2 separate regions of the Mus musculus genome follow, and region 2 is linked to region 1. The links are chromatin loops, found by intact Hi-C in ENCODE. Cell type or tissue: left cerebral cortex. All regions are shown on one strand.

Evidence for each region. Peaks named below come from ENCODE experiments on the same cell type or tissue, not always from the same donor. Only the 100,000 strongest peaks of a DNase experiment are listed, where the experiment ranks them.
Region 2: a loop joins it to region 1, with 2.3 times the contacts of the local background. A loop is called at or near these places in 3 of 42 quality-filtered maps.

Annotation. Positions count from the first base shown.
Region 1 is chr6:134,918,882-134,921,381 of GRCm38, reverse strand. It overlaps Cdkn1b (cyclin-dependent kinase inhibitor 1B), which reads right to left and starts at 981. Exons shown (of 3, transcript NM_009875.4): 1 at 1-981. The coding sequence starts at 462. In left cerebral cortex, CTCF peaks have their summits at 99 and 1,142; DNase peaks (open chromatin) are centred at 250, 748, 1,003 and 1,819; H3K4me3 peaks cover 1,928 bases; H3K27ac peaks cover 1,856 bases.
Region 2 is chr6:134,639,566-134,642,065 of GRCm38, reverse strand. Borcs5 (BLOC-1 related complex subunit 5) reads right to left here and starts at 1,126. Exons shown (of 4, transcript NM_026371.3): 1 at 809-1,126. The coding sequence starts at 866. In left cerebral cortex, a CTCF peak has its summit at 1,007; a DNase peak (open chromatin) is centred at 1,076; H3K4me3 peaks cover 1,368 bases; H3K27ac peaks cover 1,047 bases.

The DNA of each region.
Region 1 (2,500 bases):
TCGCTTCCTCATCCCTGGACACTGCTCCGCTAACCCAGCCGGATTGTCTGACGAGTCAGGCATTTGGTCCACCAAATGCCGGTCCTCAGAGTTTGCCTGAGACCCAATTAAAGGCACCGCCTGGCGGCTCCCGCTGACATCCTGGCTCTCCTGCGCCAGCACCTTGCAGGCGCTCTTGGGGGGGCGCGGGGGCCTGTAGTAGAACTCGGGCAAGCTGCCCCTCTCCACCTCCTGCCACTCGTATCTGCCCTCCAGGGGCTTATGATTCTGAAAGTCGAAATTCCACTTGCGCTGACTCGCTTCTTCCATATCCCGGCAGTGCTTCTCCAAGTCCCGGGTTAGTTCTTCATGATTGACCGGGCCGAAGAGATTTCTGCAGGCGGAAGGCTTGGGGTGCTCCGCTTGTCTGGCGTCCATCCGCTCCAGGCTCGGGCTCCCGTTAGACACTCTCACGTTTGACATCTTCCTCCTCGGGCGGGTGTGGACCACCGCCTCGCCTCTCTCCGGAAAAAAAAAAATGAAATAAACAACAAAACCGAACAAAAGCGAAACGCCACGGATGGAGCGCAAAACCCTCTTCGAAGTTCTGCGACTGCACACAGACAGTCAAATGGAGCAGAGCCAGGCGAGCGACCGCCCGAGCCGCAGTAGCGCGCAGGTCTGGGGAAGAGAGGCGCAGGGACACCCCAGCCGCCGCGCAGCTCGAGGCTTCAGTGATCAAGTGTACTGGAGGGCGGGGAAGGGAGGGGAGGAGGCAGGAGGAGGTGGCAAACAGTCGGAGCGTAGGCTGGGGCGAGCCCGTGTGTCCCGCGAACGCAGCCCCTCTCCAAACCTTGCCGCCGCGCGAGTCTCGGAGCCGCGAGTGAGTCGGGACAAGGGATGAGGGGGGAAAACACCCCAAAAGCACGAGCCCCCCTCCTTTTTTAGTTGCCCAATATGGCGGTGGAAGGGAGGCTGACGAAGAAGAAGATGATTGACACTGCAAGTCTATTTAAACAGAGGAGGAGCTCCATTGGTCTCGGCGCCGGGAGCCGCTCCGCCCAGGCTGGCGAGCGCGCTCTTAAGGTGGCCCCGGGCGCGGCGCCGCCGCCTCTCCGCGCTCCCGAGCGCGCCGCCTCCCCGTAGCGCCGCCAGGACATTGGCTGGTCGCGTGACTACTCGGAGGTGTACGACTGCCAACAAACCTGCTCTGGCTGGCCCCGGAGAAATTAAAAATAAGACAAACAAACTAGCCAAACGGCCGGAGAGCTGGGGAGGGGCCAGCGCGGCGGCCAGGCAGGGACCCGGGGATCTAGGTCCCGGCGCTGCAGAGCTGCGCTGGCAGGCGCGTCACCGCTCCCGACTGCGACCTCCAGGTCTTTGCCCGCGAAACCTAGGGCCTGGACCAGTGGGCTCCTAGGTCGCTGGCGGCTTATTAGGAGCTTCGGTGGCTAGTTCAGCCCACCTGCATTCGCCGAGGTGGGAATGGAGGAGGGTATGCGAGAGATTCAGGAAACCTTGGCTCAGGGCCTGGGGCAGCCCACCCACCCCCACCCGGCAGGGTGCCTTAGCTGGGGTGCGGAATCGGCCGCTTAGCCTGACCCCAGAAGTCTCTGCTATGTAGGACAGGCCAGGAGGTGGTTTCAAAAAGAAGCCAGGACTGACCGCTCTTATCAGGGTGTTTCTGAATCCAAGCGCTTCCACCGTAGGATCTCGAGATTGAAAACCCCCAGTGCTCTCCCAAGCCTCTCTTTAGAGCCGTCCCAGACAGAAATCAGAAAAAGCCAGTTCTGATTTTCTTGGTTCCTAAGCACAGTGAAAGCCATTGCTATAGCGTGTGGGAACTCGCCTTTATACCCTTATGTTCTTTCCCGGGCGAAGCCGTTCCCTCCACCTGAGTCCAGACGCCAACTACAACAGTGCCTTCCTTCTCTTTTTTCTCCCACCAGCCTGTTGCTTCCAACCTACTCAGTACAATATTCAAATACAAGCAAATACTTTTAGAGAGCTGCAGGTTGTTAAAGGGCGAAAACACTTTCCTAAGGATCTAAGACTAGATTTGCAAGTGATTTATAATACCACCACCACGGTATTACCAACATCTAGTAATGTTGGGTGGGTTTTTTTCAGCTCCTTGGGCAACTTCACATTTCTCTATCACTGCTGAGCACAGTGACAGAAGTTAAAACAGAATAGCCAGGCCTGTCGTATCTCAGAGTTCAGTGAGATTTTAAGGGCTTTGCCCACTAGTATTCCCAAACAGTCTTGGTTTGCGCTAAACACAAAACATGTTACAGGAAATTAAATTTCTGGTTTAGTGTCCCAAAGAAGCATGGTTTTCCTATCTTCCTCTGGTGTAGGTGAGACTGAATATTGACTTGTTTTCTTAGCCACATCTTTGCCAGGATGTGTGTGTGTGTGTGTGTGTGTGTGTGTGCGCGCGCGCGCGCGCACGTGCACGTGTGTGTGTGTGTGTGTGTGTGTGTGTGTGTGTGTGTGTGTGTGCCTTGCCTCCTGCATT
Region 2 (2,500 bases), 280 kb after region 1:
ACGTGATACTCTAGGCCTTCCAAGGAATGAAAACATAACAAAGCTAGTAGCTGCAAGCCCCTGACTGCAGGTCTTGAAGGAACGCCCTTCAGCATGAATCATCTGTTAGCTTCCACATTTCTAAGTTGCAAAGATTACCAAGTAGAGAGCCACTCTGAGACTCTTTGGCTATGAGAGAGTTTAACTAATTAGGCTTGTAACCCTTGAGCCTATCGAGGGCCCTCTCAGAGGTTACCTAAGTAACAACAAAAGGACCAAATGGTTTTCAATTGCCAGCTGTTTTATTGAGCACTTACTACAGGTACAGGACAAAACCCTTCCAAATCCTACCCCAAATGCTAAGAGACGTCTAAAAAATGTGAACAGAAGATACACGAGAGACTGCCTGCCACCTGGCCAACTTATTTTTAAAATTATTAAAACAAAACAAAACAAAAAACCGATACCTGAGTGGCCAGAGAGCGGTGCCTGGAAATATTTGCACCCAAACACTGAGAGTGACCGCCCAGTGCTCACAGGACCCTTCTGAAAAGGTTCCTCGACACCCCGATTTTCAGAAAACCTGATCTTGGAGGACTCGGGTATGATCGATCCAGTGTGACCCAAGTCTCCACGTCAGTGTGGAGTCCAGGAACCGAACACTAAGTAGGTCGTCTTTTAGAAATTAGAGTGAAGCCGGGCAAGCCGGTTTAGGGGACTAGGACTGGGGCGGGAGGCCACGCTTTTTTTGTGTTAGGGAACACAGAGGGCCTGCACCGGGGCGGTCGGCTTCGCCAGCAACACCGGTGCGGGGAGGTGAGGCACCGACCTGAGGCGTTCAGATCGCCGGGGCGGCTCTCGGCCTCCGCGCTCTGCTCGCTGCCCATGGCCCCTGCAGCGGAGGGACACCGGGGCAGAGGCTAGGGAGAGCGGGGAGACCCCGCTGGGCCACAGACACTTGGAGAGGCGCCGCTGGAAAGCACGCCGCTCGCGTTGACAGGAGGCTCGGGACGCCGGCAGGGCTGCAGCCGCGACCGGCGGGCGGCGCTGCTGTCATTCACTGGCTCGGTGGCTTCAGCTCGCTCCTTCCGGGACGCCGATTGGCCGGGCCGGCAATGCGCGGCCTTCAGTTCCGGGTTTGGAGGTCCCGCCTCCAAACCCGAGGGGTGGGGCGGGGCAAGAGACGCGCGCTGGAGGCTGGGGCGGCGCTGCCTTAAAGGGCTAGGCTTCCCCAAGGCCAAAGATGTCCAAAAGATAAAGCCTTTTCCTACCCCCGAAGACACATTAATTACCTTTGAGCAACACATATTAAGAACCATAATGCTGGGGCTGGAGAGATGGCTCAACGGTTAAGAGCACTGACTGCTCTTCCGAAAGTCCTGAGTTCAATTCCCAGCGACCAAATGGTGGCTCACAACCATCTGTAATGGGATCTGATGCCCTCTTCTGGTGCGTTTGAAGACAGCTGTAGTGTACTCATATACATAAAAATCAATTAATAAATAAATCTTTTTAAAAAAAAAAAAAAAGAACTGTAATGCTGGTTATCTTCAAACGACTTTACAGAATGGTCTGGGTTTTTGTTTTTGAGATAGAAGTTCACTCTGTATGACCCTGGTGACCTCGAATTCTCGATCCTGGCTCAATCAACAGAAGTGCTGGGTTACAGGGTAAACCACCACCATGTCAGGCAAAAATCGGTATTTTTACACCTATTTTACCAATGAGGAAGAAAGGTAGTCTGTAGCCCTCAAATTTCAATTCACACTAGTACAGAAGCAGAGTTCTTTTCTAAACTTTGAAAGCAGGGAGTTTTGTAGTAGGAGGCCATACAGGAAATGCCAAGACTGTGTGTGTGTGTGTTTTAAGGAGTTAGAAATAAGTAAGAAATTGTTAGAATATGCTGTTTTATTGACAGATCACTATGGAACTACCAGAAGCCAGGAAGATAAACAGCTAATACAAAAAAAGGAAACTGCTTATCTGAGCCAATCTCATATAGATGGGTAGTAACCCAATGCCTTATAGGGATTCTCTCATCTGTTTCAAGATATTACAAGCAGCTTGGCTTTATGATGTATGCCTGTGTTGCTAAAATTCCTTCCTTGGGGGAGATATAAATACATCTATACCCTTCTACAGTCTCAACTACCACCGAAGTTCAATCCCTTTAAAATATCTAATATCTTGAAATTCAAAGTCTTTTTACAATTCAGTCTCCTATCTGTGGGCTCCACTAAAATACTTTCATACTTCAAGAGGGAAAAATACCAGGGCATAGTCACAATCAAAAGCAAAATCAAACTCTGACTATCCAATGTCTGGGATCCACTCTCGATGCTCTGGGCTCCTCCAAGGGCTTGTGTTACTTCTCCAGCTCAGCCCTTTGTAGCACCCACCTTGTTTTCTAGGCTCCAGATGCCTGTACACCAGTGTTGCTGTTCTCAGTGGTACTGGCATCTCCAAAACACTGCTGTTTTCTGCTACAACTGGACTGCACTTTCACTCTCATAGGCTCTTT